2 separate regions of the Homo sapiens genome follow, and region 1 is linked to region 2. A link is a loop called in an ENCODE intact Hi-C map of the cell type or tissue named here. Cell type or tissue: OCI-LY7. All regions are shown on one strand. Links, peaks and the distances in the headings refer to the core of each region. The heading gives the core; the rest is flanking DNA.

The links. A loop is a pair of places that touch in the nucleus more often than their neighbours do. Peaks named below come from ENCODE experiments on the same cell type or tissue, not always from the same donor. Only the 100,000 strongest peaks of a DNase experiment are listed, where the experiment ranks them.
Region 1: it touches region 2 in a loop (3-fold over the local background); 2 of 110 quality-filtered maps call a loop at or near these places.

Annotation. Positions count from the first base shown.
Region 1 is chrX:6,847,074-6,855,416 of GRCh38, reverse strand. It overlaps a transcript of PUDP not described here. Among named protein-coding and RNA genes, the nearest start is that of STS, 300 kb to the left of the region's middle. In OCI-LY7, for the core only: no CTCF peak of the experiment used is centred there; DNase peaks (open chromatin) are centred at 2,336 and 4,086; H3K27ac peaks cover 1,102 bases.
Region 2 is chrX:7,084,231-7,092,573 of GRCh38, reverse strand. The region is part of intron 2 of PUDP (pseudouridine 5'-phosphatase); the gene reads left to right. Among named protein-coding and RNA genes, the nearest start is that of STS, 59 kb to the left of the region's middle. In OCI-LY7, for the core only: CTCF peaks have their summits at 3,176, 3,375, 7,344 and 7,543; DNase peaks (open chromatin) are centred at 3,113, 3,403, 4,724, 7,533 and 1 weaker place; H3K4me3 peaks cover 1,624 bases; H3K27ac peaks cover 6,421 bases.

The DNA of each region.
Region 1 (8,343 bases), core at 173-8,172, 240 kb after region 2:
CACCTGTGTAGTCAAAAATTCAAGTATAACTTTTGGCTCCTTAAAAACTTAAACTATTAACAGCCCACTGCTGACCAGAAGCCTTACTGATAAGATAAATGGTCAATTAAAATATGGGATTTATAAATTATGTGTACTATATACCGCATTATTGCAATGAGTAAGCTAGAGAAAAGAAAATGTTATTAAGAAAGTCATAAAGAAGAGAAAATACATTTACTATTCATTAAGTGGAAGTGGATCATCATAAAGGTGTTCATCCTCCTTATTCTCACTTTGAGGAGGCTGAAGAGGAGGAGGAAGAGGAGGGGTTAGTCTTGCTGTCACAGGGGTGCAGAGGTGGAAGGAAGTCCACTGATACTTGGATCCTCACAGCTTAAACTCATTGTTCAAGAGTCTACTGTAACTCATTTAAAAAACTAAGTCTCATGAAATTATACCAAGGTGTCAATTTTACTTTTGCAAACTAGAGAGTTGAACTTGAAATAGATAATGCACATTTATCTTCTTTAACTTTCTTTAACCTTTAACCTTATTGAACAAGGAGTTTGAGGATCCACTTATCAGTGAACTTCCTTCCACCTCTGCACCCCTCTGACAGCAAGACTAACCCCTTTTCTTCCTCCTCCTCTTCAGCCTCTTCAACGTGAGAACAAGGAGGATGAAGACCTTTATGATGATCCACTTCCATCAAATGAATAGTAAATATAGTTTCTCTTTCTTATAACGTTCTTAATAACATTTTATTTTCCCTAGATTATTTCATTGCAATAATACAGTATATAATACATAAAATATATGTTAATTGGCCATTTATAGTATCAGTAAGGCTTCTGGTCAACAGTAAGCTGTTAGTAGTTAAGTTTTTGGGGAGCCAAAAGTTATATTTGAATTTTTGACTAAACGGGGAGTTGGTGCTCCTAACCTCTGCAATGTTCAAGGGTCAGCTCTATTTAGAAAGGGCTTAGCACTGGATTGAAAAAGTGGATTTCAATTTTGAAATTCGACAAAATTACACAGACCAATCTTTGTAACCTGAGATGACTGGTAGTAAGTAGCTCCACATTTCTAGCAGATTTTTTTTCTTTTTTTCTGATTCTGAATGTTTTGAAAGTTGGAATCCTAATTTCTTTAAAGAGTGTATGCATCACAATTGCTCTGGGATAAAAAGTAGTCTATGAGTCAGAGTGTTAAAAAAGAAAAACTGCATGTGAAAGTAGAGTGGTCTTTATTTGATATACACATTATAGAAGATTAAAAACTAAAGGAGATGGAATATTGTTCAGTTATAAAAAGGAAGGAAGTACTGATATGTGATACAACATGGAGGGACCTCAAAAACATGCTCTGTAAGACCAGGTGTGGTTCCTCATACCTATAATCCCAGCACGTTAGTAGGCTGAGATGGGCAGATCACTTGAGGCCAGGAATTCAAGACCAGCTTGGGCAACATGACAAAACCCCATCTCTACTAAAAATACAAAAATTAGCTGGGTGTGGTGGTGCATGGCTGTAGTCCCAGCCACTTGGGAGGCTGAGGCAGGAGAATCACTTGAGCCCAGGAAGGGGAGGTTGCAATGAGCCAAGACTGCGCCATTGCACTCCAGCCTGGGAAACAAGACAGAAACATTGCCTTAAAAAAAAATTTAAAAACATGCTCTGTAAAAGAAGCCAGACACAAAAGACCACATATTGTATGATTTCATTTATATGAAATATCTATAATTGACAAATCTACAGAGATGGAAAGGAGATTGGTGGTCCTCGGGAGTGAGGGACTGGGAGAATGGGGATTGACCATTTAGTGGTATGAGTTTTCCTTTACAGGTGACAAAAATGTTCTGGAAGTAGATAGTGGTGATGGTTGCATAACAGTGAATGCACTAAATGCCATGGAATTAATTGCACACTTTAAATTGTTAATTTCATGTTATGTGAGCTTAATCCCAATTAAAAAAAAAAACACACACAAAAGGGGGGAATATTTTCAGAATTGACAAGACCACTTACTGTTCATGGATACCAGTGACTTTGGACTTGGGAGCTATGGGAGGAAATTTTTAACATGAGCCCGGAATTCCCACCAAGTTGCCATAATGACTATGTTCCATGTGAGAGAGGAGAAAGAAAAAAACCCCATCAGGCAGGCAGGCAGTTAAGGTGGGTCTTCTGTTGAGTTCTTTCAAACAAAAGAACAGCCTGTAGACATAGATAAGGGAACTTGCACAGGGGGGCTTGCCTAAGACATGCCGACAGCTGCATAGATAACAAAGTCTACACAGGTGACTTGCCCAGACGTGCCTACAATGGAAAATTCTGTCCCCTGACACATGAGCAATAAGAGGAGCAAAGCAATGTGGAGTCTAAGGGCTTGCATGTGCATTAGTAGGAAGTGGTGGAGCTACCAGAAATGTGTGCCTTATGCAAAAGAGATGCCTGGCCCTCATCAGTTTCCTATAAAAGCCGTTGCATTCAACTGTAAAAGTGGTAACCCTTTTCCAGATCCCCTCTCTGCAGCAGAGAGCTTTCTTCTTTCACTTATTAAACTTTTGTTCCAACCTCATCCTTTGTATCCATGCTCCTCAATTCTCTTGGTTGTGAGACAAAGAACTCCGGGTGATACCTCACAATGAGAGACTGCTACATTGTGGTACATTGATGAGACTGTAACACATGGATGATACATTAAATATATTAGTCTCTTTATTAAAAAATATTAAAAATAGTGTTTACAAATATTAAAGATATTAGTCTATTTTAAAAATCACCTCTTGTTTTCTCTCTTTCTGAATAAAATGACGTGAGCTTAATGAATGGTTTTCACAATTATTGTTTGAGAATGAATTTGCAATCATTTAGTGAAGTTGGCTGTTTTACAAAACTTAAGCACTTTTTTAAGCTATAAACAGACCCTAAGGAGCATGAGGATCATGGAGCTGGATGGCTTTGTCCTTTTCCTGGTGAGCCCTACACCCAAGTGCTGTAGGTTGGCTGCAGAGCAGACAACACCCCTGCCAGCCTGCAAATACCATCAGCAGCTCTGGCTGCTGGGACCCAGCAAAGGGATGCTGAGTATGCATCAGCCCGATTGGCCTTGCAAAGTTGATCTTACCCTGACAGGAACACATTACATTCTAATTTTGGGGGTGTACTGAGTGAATTCTGCCTGACACCAGTATGCCCTTCCAATGTCTTGCAGGGAGAGCTGGACTTGTGGGTGGAGACCATGCTGTGTCTCTCTTATTTCTGCTGTTTCTCCTGTAGCCATGCACAGAGTAGGTGCTCCTGGAATTATGCAAGCCTGCTGGTCAAATGCATCTGTACAGGTTGTTACTTTCTTCTGCATGAATTCCTCAGCTGTCAGTAGAAAAAGACCAGAGGCTTTATTTGACATATAGAAATGAAGACATTGTCATCTGCCTTACCACATGTTCCAAATTCATTCTTCAGAAACACCCTTGGAGCTGTTGGAAACAGTCAAAATTAGTTAGTATTAAGGCACCGTAGACTTGGAAAAGGTTTCTGGGGATGATGTGGTATCACTCCATCATTGCATGGACAAAGGGACTGGTGACTTGGCCAAGGTTTTTTGCTATTGGGAGTGGAGCAAGAGTTGGACTCTGTGTCCCTGATTCCACAGTTGGTGGTGCCTGTGTTAAGGTGATACCCATATTGCTTTCTGGTTTTCAGTGCCCATGGGATAGCTGTGGTGTGACATTCTTATGGTAGCCTTCTTTTGTGGCCACATCACAGAAGATACGTATGATAGAGTTTATCATTGTGTGTTACATGCTAAAATGGTTTAAAATGCCCTGTAATTATCGTAACTAGGAAATAACATTTCAAAATAATGCAATTAATAAGGTTTATTGTATATGCATAGCATCTAATTCCTCGCTCCCTTCTCTCTCTCTCTCTCCCTTTCTCTCCATCTTCCTCTCTTTCATCCCACCCCACCAAGGAAAAATTATAATAAGATTCTGTTCTACCCCACTTTATTTTAACAATGACAAAGTGCCACCTGCAAGATGTACATCATAACCGACACGTCTGCAATCTTTGGTAATGAGATTCTGAACAGAAGAAATGAAGGATAACGTCTAATTGCTTTCACTTCTCTAGAAATCTTCAGACAAATTTTAACATCTGGCATTGTATCATTGCTTGAAAAGTGATTGGATTTTCTGAGAGCAGCCCTTTCCTGATTTTGCAAATTCTCCTCCCTCTTCAAAGATGCTTCAGAATTCAAGAAAGGAAATAATGATCTTTTCATATAAACGTGATTTTTCTTTGATAGATTCTAGGAGGTGTCTTCTCTTAAAGAATGGTAATTTTCCAGGGGAAGAGATTTCAAATATATATTTATATATCTGTATGATTGCAAAGCCTACAAATAAGTTAGATGCCTGGGAGATGTGATTAAAAATGAACTTTTCAAAATATTCAATGGATTTTTCCCTTTATCTTTTTCCCTAAGGAGGCTACACTATTACTGTCAGATGAATAATCATATGACTGTGTATTTTATTTTCCTATATAGTACATCATGTCTACATTGGGTTGTTGGGTTAACCTCAGATTAATGTTTCTGTATATGTCTCCAGAGGGTGACTCTACCAGGTGTCAGCTATTTTCATTTAAATGTGTGTATTTGGCAACAGCAAATGTGCATGGCTATACATCTTTGGAGAAGCCCTAAAGAATACTGCTAATTTTTCACTCCTTCGGGGATTATGAGCAAATATATTATAAGACTCCAAAGTATTAGGCTGCAAAATTTAGAATAATGTTGTTTATAAGGTAAATTTCTAACACCACCAGTATTCCCATTTATTTTTCTTTCTTGTGTGAATTTTCTGCTCATAGGTGCTGCCTGCGCAGTTGAGATTCATAGGCAATTTATCATTTAGATTAATTAAATACTCTGATTCTGTGGATTTCTTTAGGATCTATGACAAATTGGTGTTGGCTAGATTTTCAGTTTTCAGTTTAAAAACAGTAATTCTTTATCCTAGGACGTTGTCTGGAACAACCACCACCCGTGTCTCCAACCTTGCATCTTATCAATCCTATTTTTTAAAATAAATGTAGCTGCAGCAAAGCTTCCTTGCCCATTGGATATTAAATTCCTGAACAACTGACGTGCACTTTATTTTTCTGTCCAGGGACTCAGAGTGGAGCGTGATGACCGCAGCATGTAGTGAAAGTGTTTGTGGAAACCTGCACAGTCATGTAAATTTTGAGGAAGTTGGTGGTTTTCAAATGCTTATTCTTTTAGAATTCCAATCTCCTTTTTTTTTTTTAATTTATGTCTTGCCCCTTCTAGAACCACAGGAGTGTGCCTGAAGAAGATAAATGTTGTCTTGATCAGGAATTTAGAGAAACTCATGTACATTTTAAGAAAGGTGAAGCAAAAGCCTTCTAAAACCTCCAACACTTTCCTGCTTTGATTTACAATGCTAGAAATAGAATGCTATGTTTGGAATGGAGGCAGTTTGGGAATGTGTAGTACTGTAAAGAATGATGTAAGCTCACAGTCAGGAAACTGGATTGGTTTTTTTTACTGTGCTGTGGACATAACTACTTAGCATTTTAGAGTTTGTCCTATATGCAGTGAACTTACAGAAATCTCATTCTTTATATTTACTCATCAGCACATCCATCCGCTTCCTCCTTTCTATGGTAGGTTCATAGTAGATTTTACCTGGATCAGTTAGAAGAGAGTGCCTGGAATCTAAGAAAATTAGAATTGGCTTTTTGGGGCACATGGGGGCAGGGCTCTGTATTTATGCAAGAGATGATTAAATGCATATGTATAACATTTTACTCTTTTTAAGATATGCTCATCCATTACTCTATTTAAGCCTCCAACCAACTTGTAAGTTTGGCCAGGTCAATATGATCTAGGATACCAAAAAGGAAACAGAGAGCTTGAGTCTCTTGCCCAGGTCCTACCACTCAAGCATAAAGAATCCAGAGTGTCCACGTAGAGGTCTTTCTACTCTCACACCAGATTTGCACAACTTGAGGCTTTCCTAAGATGCACCAAGCTGGATTGAAAAAACTCATATTCATTAAATGATGCTCACATGTTAAGATCATTCAAGTCAAGGTACAAATTATTGGGTGGTGAACGTTGGGGGAACCCTGAGACACTTGCTCGCATGACCCACTTTCCCTTCTCAGGTCTGAGCTAGGCGCCTGATGTAGTCTTCGGTACATCTCACCTTCAAGGAGCGGCATCACGCTCTCAGAGGGCTTCCAATAGAGGTCACATTCTTCACACTGACGTGCGGGTCTACCACCCCACATACTTCCCAGCTCCAGGGAAATGGGAATCACACTCTTTGTAACTTCCCCAAAGGAACGTGCCTTCCACGGTTTGATCCATTTTCACGTCCTTGATCTGGCGAAGGGATCTGAGAGTTAGGGAATACTTCCTTTTTAAATTCCGCATTCCCAACTGTGTTAGGCCATTTTTGCATTGCTCTAAAGGAATACCTGAGGCTGTGTAATTTACAAAGAAAGCTGGTTTAATTGGCTCATGGTTCTGTAGGCTCTACAAGCATGGCTCCAGCATCTGCTTCTGATGAGGCCTCAGGAAGCTGGCATATCAAATGATGAGAGTGGGAGTAAGAGAGTGGGGGGAAGTCCCAGACTCTTTTAAACAACCAGATCTCGCGTGAACTAATTGAGAACTTCCTTATCACCAAAGGGATGGCTAAGTCATTCAAGACGGATCCACCCCCATGATTCAATCACCTCTCACCAAGCCCCACCTCCGGGACACTGGGAAGCACATTTCAACATGAGATTTAGAGGGGAGAAACATCCAAATCACATCATTGTCTCACCTCATTTTTGTTTGCAGCATCTGTTACATTCTGGTGTTGCCACAGTCACAGCTTCAGTGTTCACATTCTCTCCATCTGTAATGTCTACAAAATTTTCAACAAATAAGCCAGATAAAATCCGTAATATTAGTCCCATATAACAGAGGTAAAACGGCCTCTCGACTGCAGACTTTGGAGTCCCACAGACCTATTTTCAAATTACTAGTTGCCTGATGGTGGATAACTTGTTAAATTATTTCAGCCTTGATGTAATTGACTGATTGCACAAACTGCCCTGTTGAACGGCCACCCTATATCCACACCCTTTGCAACTGGCTGCCTACAGTTCAGATCTTCAAAGGGCTTTGTGAAAAGTGCTTCTCTGTCTGCTTCCTGTGGTGCATGTTTATAAATTTGATCAGCAGGACAACAGCCACTTTCTTGACTCTAAACTAGGTAAGGATTAATTGTAATTGTTTAGTGAAGATGTACACAGGATCCCTTGGTGTAAATTTCATGAGGCAAGGTAGAAAGCACATGCACGGGATTCAGACCCGACTCCTAAACCAGCCCAGGACTCAGCTATGTTGCAGTTTCTCTTATTCCTGATCCTGGACTTAGTCTTGTAACTTGCTTTGGCCAATATCACATATGCAGAGGTTTCACAAAGCACTTTTTCCCTTCTACTTCCTTTCTTTGACCCAATCACTACTATGAGAACAAGCCCAGGCTAGTCTGAATGCAGGATCAAGGCCACCCAAGACCAATAAGCTCATTCTAGATCAGAAATGCTTCTGATTCTGATGCCAGCTGATTCACAGAGATATGTGAGGAATAATAAATGGCTGTTGTTTTAAGCCACTAAGTCTTGGAACCATTTGTTATACAGCAATAGCTAACCAATACACTTATTTTCTTCATTTGTGTAATACTGGATATTGTGAGAAGTCAATGAGATCCTGATCATAAAGAGTTTTGTCATTGTCTGGGACACACAAAATAGCCAAGTGGCAGATATGATTTTAAGGTTGATAATATATGAAGGTTGGGATCTTTTTGTGTCACTTAAAAGTAAGATTGTGTTGGCTCAGACAAGGGAGAAAAATAAAGTAAGATTGTGATTAAACAGATTTTTAATGGGAGACAAGAATTCTTATTTTCTCTTTGTCCAAACTGTATTGAAATTTTAGATTTTATGGTAATTCTAAAAGAGTTTGAGTTTAGGCAATTTTTTTTTTCTTTAAATTCCTTTTTTTGGGGGTGGGTACTGGCAGTACACAACTCTAAAATCATTTCTGTTTTGGATCTTTCTACTGTAATTTAGTCTTAGAAAATAGATTTGCATAATCAAATGTCAATTCCTGACAACCTGCCTTCGAGAAAGGGAAGGTATATAAGTGACATTTTCATGATTCTGCAAGAGCCACAGAGTTTTCATCAAAATTTATATCCTATTTAAATAATGCCTTTAAAATCATTCATTTTACTGTTTAGCAAAGAACCTTTGCAA
Region 2 (8,343 bases), core at 165-8,164:
TAGACTGTAAGAGCAAGACTTTAATATTTGAGACTATTGACAGAGACACCATCAACAGAAACTCCTCACAACAAAGCTCTAGCCATAAAACTGAAATTTCTATGAAATATTTGCAAAAAAAAATTGACAATAGGAAACTATGATATTTTATAGTAAGTAGTCCACAAATTAGGTTAAGAACTTTAAAATTAGTTTGGGATTACTATAACTTAAAGTATTCTGTTATTTTTGTCTTATTGTTGAATGCATAAGGCAAAATGAATCCATTTTTGATGTGAGTTATTTAAAAGAAGAATACTTTTCTGTTACCTCTTATTTGTGAAGAAATTGAAAACTGAAACTCTTTCCCAATCTTTATATCATTTGCACTTTTATGTTTGTTTTGTGACGTAGTCAGGGTTGTTCTTATTTGCATTATGTAGGTGAGGATACAGGTTCAGAGAAGTGAAACGGAGAAGGAGAAGTTTGACCCTGGCCTTGTAGGCCATTACCAGGCTGCTTTTATTGAGAACCTCAGGTATGGCATTCTCTACGATGAGTTAAATGCCTTCTTCAGATTGGGTTTTATAATACTTGTGCTTGTTTAGGTAAGAGAATTTACATTGTTTAATCACGTAGAGAGCTATAGTAGAAAATCAGGAAAATTGAATGAGCTATTATGTTAACATTTCCTAGTTTGTATCTTTTCCTTTGGCTATTAATCATAAGCTATTTAAATAGCTGTTTTATACATTTATTTTGTAGTGATAGATCCTTAGAAGTAGCAACCCGAAAAGTGATTCAAAGTAAATGAAATTAGTACTGTAAGCAGCTTTCTGGCAAATCAAAGAAGACACAAAATCAAATATTTTTCTGAGGATGGTCAGTATTTTGAGATAGTTGGTCAGGTTCTCCAGATCTTAAGAAAGCCAATGAAAGAAAAAGTCCATTTAAGGCCGGGCGCGGTGGCTCACACCTGTAATCCCAGCATTTTGGGAGGCCAAGGCAGGTGGATCACTTGAGGTCAGGAGTTCGAGACCAGCCTGGCCAACATGGTGAAACCCTGTCTGTATAAAAATACAAAAAAAATTAGCTGGGCATGGTGGCGGGCGCCTGTAGTTCCAGCTACTTGAGAGGCTGAGGCAGGAGAATTGCTTGAACTAGGGAGGCAGAGATTGCAGTGAGCTGAGATCATGCCTCTGCACTCCAGCCTGGTGACAGAGTGAGACTCTGTCTTAAAAAGAACGAATAAAAAGTCCAGTTAAATGTGCCTTCCCTTTGAGTTTCCAGAGCTTTCCACATTCTAGTGAAACCTAGGAGACCTGAGTTACCACAGTCAAGTGGTGAACTAAGTGTGTCCTGATCAGAACAAAATACTGTTCCTCGGTATCTTTCCCTTTCTTTTTTATTTACCATTGACAGCTGGCTACAGAGATCATATAATCTCCAGAAAGAATGCTGGTATAGCTTCTGTGAGGACAGGAGGCTCCTGACGATCATAAAGTCTTTTTCATGGAGTCACCATTGACCCTTTGGAAGTGTTCAGTGCCACTTCTTTCTCATATCAACGTAAAACTCTGCAAAGTCATCTCCTTCTCATCTGTTACATAATACAAAAGAATGCATTTTACTTGATTTTCAGGGCAAAGAGCAGATTCTGAAACTGATAGCACATTTGCACACTGAACTCAGAATTTGCCAGTGGTAGTAACCTTTGTCACATGGCGGGGAGCACAAGATTGTGTCTGATTGTGTCTGGCCTGGTTGGGGTGAAGTCGGGGCTAGTGGGTCGCTTACATGGTAGCCTCCAGCCTCTTCATTGTGACAACACAGGAGCTTCTGGTGTTGAAACTGCCTGTCCCTGTAAGACTGAGATGAGATGTGAGGCATATGATCAAAGGGTCACTTACCAGCTAGCTAGGGGGAAGTGGACATTTCCTGAATGTCCCACATTTTAGAAAATAGTACGAAATTCCCAATGCAGATACTGTCTGGGTTGTATGAGTCTTATTTTACTGAGTTTTCTTTGTACCATGCACAGCCTATTGTAAGCGCAATTTAATAAGGAGATTTTAAGCATGTTGGTATATCAAATTGATTTGATCTTTATATACATCCTTTTTGTCTATTAGGGATTTATATGAATTCAATTTCACAGGGCTAAGAAAAATTTTTTTAAATTTAAAAATTTCTGCTCCTTTGGTTGCATTGAAATGGTGGGTCTATGGCTCATAAAATATTCTATGCATGGTAAGCTAAAATATATCTGTATTTGGATTTAGCTGCATAAGTACAGGAACTGAACATCAGACTTTAATAAACATTAATAAACCCTTATGCTATATGTTTTTCAATGAGTTATTATATAGTATATATAATATTTAGATACTATATATACTTTAAATTCTCAACATTGTTTTGATAATTTGCTCTAATAACGCTCTAATAATTTGAGCACTTGTAGAGAATATTTAGTTAAGTGGTTAATGGAAGAAACTCGTTGGGGATTTTTGGATTCCGTTTCTAGGAGGGCAGTTCTCTCATGAGGTAAATTTCCTATCTGGTCTGTGCATGAATTTCTTGAAGAACTGACAATAATTCTTCCTATTAGTGTCACAGGCAAGGGGGCAAAGGGGTTAGGTGTCAATGCCTGGCTGATTTCCTGCATTACAAAATTTACCTCTTACTTTTCTGTCTTCCTGATGTTACCCCCTCTTTTCTTTCACCTCTTGGGCCTGCACATGATTTGTTTGCTATCAGGGGCCAATAAGCTTTCTCTGTGTTTTCAGCTTTACAGACCCCATGGTATATGTGTGAAGCCTTTAGCTTTGCTGTGTTAAGAAGCAAGTAGCTGTAAACAGTGCGTGAGTGGGTGCTGGTGCTGCACTCCAGTCAAACTGTCTCTACAGACACAGAAAGTGGAACTTCATCTCATTTTCACAGGTTATAAGATCATATTTTTTGACTCTTTTCATTTAAAAACAGGTAGTAAGTTGAATTTGTGTTTCAAAAAAAAACAAAAGGCAGGATAAAACGAAGAGCTAAAACACCACAGAGCAGGTTGAAATCCCGGATGTGAAGTAGTGGAGCCATTGGGCCCTCCACCCCAAGCTGTGCATTCAGAATGCCACCTGGGGCAGAAAACAGGTTTATACACAGAGCCAGAGAGACTTCAGATCTCCGGTGATCAGGCACAGTGGAGGACGTAGATAAAAGATCCCTGCACCCTGCGCTGTGAGCCCACCAGGTCCCTTCACCTCACTCTCTTTTATGCACAACCAAAAAAGATCCTGGAGAACTCTTCTCTGGGGAAGGAAGTTACCTCATGACAACAACTCTTAAACACCAACATTTCGAGGCCCACTGATGGAAAAACTGACTACAGGTAGTAACTTCGAGTTTGGAGAAGGCTCCCACCTGTGCCCCCAGGTGGTGCTGTGTAGCTTACTGAGAATCTGCCTGGCGGCTCAGCCCCCACTCTTCTGTTGTGGCAACCCACATCTGAAATGTTGTCCTCTGGGGAACATGCATCCTTTCCAGACACTCCTGTAATCTATATATTTGTTCCTCCCTTTCAAGAGGCTTAGAACTTAAACTTTGGTTGTCATTTTTGTTGATATTATGCTGTTCATTCCTAGTATAGCCGTTTTCTAAAAGGAGAGAGAAGCAAGGATCATGGATCAGTAGCCAACGTTAGAGTCAGAGAGCAGTTTGCATGCAGGTTGTCACAGAGGCACATCTAGAACACAAGGAAACTCTCATGCATTCCATGTGCTTATTAAAAGGGCATTATACTGCGAAGTACTAGTCTAATAATTCTCTGCAAGGGATTTAAAAAAGGGATCAGGGGTTAGTACTACTTGCTAGAGTCAGAGGGCAATTTGTATGTAAATTGTTACAGTGGCAAATCTGGAACACAAGGACACTCACATGTATCCCATGCTATTAATAAAACGGCATTTTATTGTTTAAGTCCTAGTCTAGTCATTCTTTATAAGGGAAAACAAGGATCAAGGATCAGTACACCATGCTATAGTGAGAGGGAAATTTTCACGTTAAGTTGTTACAGAGACAAATCTACAGCACAGGGAAATATTGAGTCATTTTTAACATTAAGGTGTCAAGTCCTGCCTGGAGGAGGGGCACTTAGGGTCAGTAGGATCAGGTGGAGAGGCTTTTCTTCTAAAGTCCTAGTGCTTAGCAGAGGAATGAGAGAGACCATTCAGTCCCACTATCACATTGTACACCTGTAGTTGCAGCACTGTGGGAGGCCAAGGTAGGCAGATTGCTTGAGGACAGGAGTTTGAGACCAGCCTGGTAAAATCCTGTTGCTACTTAAAAAAAAAATTACACGCTGTAGTCCTACGTTTACTTCATAAAAACTAATGTAGAAATGCAAAATTAATTTTCCTTAAATAAAATTTCTGCATTACTCTCTATATTACTTTGTCTCTTTTATTTTCAATGGCTGAAAAAAATAGTTTTGTTTTAATTTTTATTATTTGATCCATCCTTAATTACCAGGCATTGATCAGTGGTTTGAATTGCCCTCCCTGGCTTTCCATTTTAATCTAAAATTCTGCTATAAGTCTATGAAATTGGACCAGAACACAAGCTGTGCCATCAGTGATACTGATAACGAGATTCTAGAGAAAGGTGCTTCTTTGGCTGGAGGAGTTTAGGCCGATCACATTTCAGTGACCCCGGAGAACATTAGACAGCACCTATTGCCACAAAGCAAGCAGCCAGCTGTGGGTAGAACAGCAAAGGCAGTCGGATGCTCATCGCCTGTATTGCCCTGGGACCAGCAGACCAAATAAATGTAAACTGGACTCTTGCAACTGTTTGTTTGAAGATTTGAAAGGAGTTAGTTTATATTTATTTTCATAACTGCTTTATTTCTGTCAGTATTTAATGTTTGCCAAAAAAGGAAACACAGGTTTCCCACACTGTCTCCCCATCAAGTATCACAAATTTGTGTGTCAAGTACCAGAATTTGAGAAAGATAATTAAGATGGTTTAAGGTCATCTCACAGATAGAACCTCAGTCTATCCAAGTTTTCTCCTCCAGGGTCAACCCACTGTATTAGCTTCCTGGTAGTGCTGTGTTAATTAACAAACTCCGTGGCTTAAAGCAGCAGAAACTTAACTGTCTGACACCTCAGAAGGCTAGAAGTCCGAAGTCAAGGTGTGAGCAGGGCTGCACTCCCTCTCAAGGCTCTAGGGAAGGATCCTTCCTGCCTCTTTTCAGCTGCTGGTAGTTGCCGGCCACCCTTAGCTTTCCTTGGCTTGTACCTTCAACTCCCCAATCTCTGTCTCCATTTTCACACGCCCTCCCTCGTCCTGTGTGTCTTTGTCTCCAAATTTCCCTCTCCTTTCTTTGGATTTAGGGTCCAACCTTAATTTAGTATGGCCTCATAATAACTTGATTACATCTGCAAAGACCCTATTTCCAACTAAGGTCCTATTCCCACGTTTTAGGTGAACATGAATTTTGTGGGGAGAGCACTGTCAAGCCAGTACACCTCCACCCATACTTTCCTACTCCCAGCTCAGACTGCCACTGTTCAGGTTGCCCCAGGAGGGCCCTGAGCTGGGGCGCGGACTCAGTCAGTCGTGTTTGGCTGGAGTGTTCCATGAGGTTCAGCCAGTCTTGCCAGAGCCTTGCTCCTCTTCCAGCCCCTCAACCCAATTCCTTTCTCCTGTTTCCTTTCCTTCCACACTACCACACTGTCTTACGTCCAGGATATAGGTTAGTCACTCAATTCCATAAGCCGGATCCTGTGGTGCAAATTCCATAAGTGGCGATCCCTGATATTAGCTTTGAGTTGGTGCCGGGTCCCTAGTAAATTAGGACTGAAGATCTGCACACAGCCAAGGGCCCTCTCCCTAGCAGCAAGCACCTTTTCAAAAGAGCAGAATTCATTTGGAAGGCCTAGAAAAAGGAAGGAGGTGCTCTGCCAAAATCAATGATGTCTGAGAAAGAAGCATGCTCCCTAGAGCTTGGAGAAGATCAGAAGAGGGATAGCCTGAGGCATGGCTCTGCAGTAAATCATTAAGAGACGCCCACTCACAGTGGCTGTGGCTACCAGAGGTTTCCTGTGAGGGAACTAAAAAGCGCACAGTAGTGTTTGTAAGTGATGGTTCCATTTTAATAGATAAACATACAGAACTTATAAAAAATCAAGAATCTATATTAGCCAGATTTCCTAAATTAGTTAATATTTCTTTTAAATTTATACTTAAAGTCACAGTTTTTAAAACTATATATATGAATGTGAATACTATATGCTTTGGGGAATTTGACTTTGGTTATTTTCTAGTGTCAAGGATAAACACAGCCAGACAGTAGTTAAAGCGATCAGCACAGATTTTCTTCCATAATATACTATTGCAATAGAGAAAAGAGACCAATGTGAAACTGGGCTCAACATCAATTATCCCAGAGGTGACTGGGCATTTTAAAGGGAAATTCAGGGAGTAGGGAGGGGTCAGCAGGGGCTCAGCAGAGTTGGGGAAGTGAAAATTGCAGAAAGCAGGAAGAGGGTTTGGTCAGTGTGAAGCCATCTGGGTTTCACTGGTGCTGATAGAAGTCAGGCTCCTGCCCTTCCACAGAGGCTTGTCTGCAGGAGTGGCTGGAACCAACAATCAGTTATTTTGGCAGCCTTGAGTTTTCGTAGGCAAGTACTTTAAGGGGGCTAGAGTCATGTAGCGGTGTGACCTTGAGCTGTTGAACTTGTTCAAGTCTTTATAGGCCAGTGTGGGGGCCTTGTGGAGAAAAAGACTCAGAGCAGCCTGAGTAGAGTCTGGTCCAGGAGACACTTTTGTCACTGAGCATGACCAATCCATTTATCACAATGGTAGCAGCGTGTCCTCATGGAATTATGTTTCCTTCGATAAATCTTGAACAAGAAATAAATGCATCAGCATATGTTTTTAAAAGTTAAACAGATGTTAAACTTAAAGGAAGTTTGCTAAAATCCATTTCGTGGACCCCTTTGTAAATACCTGACCTACACAGCTTACCCCTTATGATTTAAAGTTAACTTGCATCCATTTTATGGAATCCCAGGTGCCTGTTTGACCTGCAGACATCTTTCTCCCTTCTTGGTCACTCTCTCAGGGCATCAGCTCTTCACACAGCAACAGCTTCCTGCATGTGGCCCCTGACTGTCCATTGATGACCGAAGGCTCGTGGACTTGCCAAGTTGCCCACGTAAAACCCAGGGTTCAGAGAGCGAGACAAGTCCTTGCATTGTGAAGTGCCAACAATTCTAGTATTCCAAAGCTCAGTGTTGTTCAGAACATGGTACCCTTGTGAGATCACGTGTGACATTTGTGAAGAACCTGGAACTGATGTTTCCTTAGGAAGCCTCGCAACAGTAAGTGCTTTCAGCTCGCTCAAGGAACTTCAAGTAGGCAAGAAATAAGAATGGAAACCCTGCATTACTCCATCAGATCTTGAAAGTTTTCTCTTGGATAAATGTGCCTGTCAATCACATCGAATCTTATCCCCTGCCTCCATGTGCTATACCACAACAGCGACGTCTGCTGGACCGTGTGTGCTCTCTGGGTACACATTTTCCAGGAGGCAGCATCTTATTAGAGAGTAACAGGTCTGTCTTGTGTAAAGGAGAATGCTAACCGCTTCATGAGAAGGCTCCCCACCATGAACTCGGATAACCGGATGCTATTTTTTTAACTTATTTATTTTTTAATTGACAAATAGAAATCGTATATAGTTATCACACACAACGTGTTTTGAAGTATGTATACATTGTGGAGTGGCTGCGTCAAGGTAATGAACACATGCATCATCTCACTTTCTCATCATGTTTTGTGGGGAGAACACTTAAAATCTAGAATCTGAGTGATTTTCACATAGCCAAATGTTATTTTTAATGACCTTTGCCTTAATTGTCCATTCAATATCGGTCATAGATATTTATTGAGGGCCCAGCATGTGCCAGCCAAGCGTGGCCTCCTAATTGGAAACACAAACCCTGAGAAACTCTGAGCATTGTTGTGTAGTGCAGGGGCCATCCTCACACCCCCACAGCCAGCATTCAGCTTGCTTCATAAGCCATGGATGGAGTCAAAGGAAAACTAGCTCACCTTCCCACTATGTATCTGAAATCACTTTCTATTCCATGCTGCACACATGTACTGCAAGGAAAAGGAATGATTCCTGCCCCCACCACTGCCTTCCATTCCTAAGAACAGAGAGGATGGAGTACGAGGATGAGGAAAACAGACGGCAGGAAATAAGCAGTTTATTCACTGGATGTCTGCATGGGGTCTTGGGAGTGCAGAGGTTGTGACTCATTCTTGAGTGGAAGTTTCTAACCACATACATACAACCGC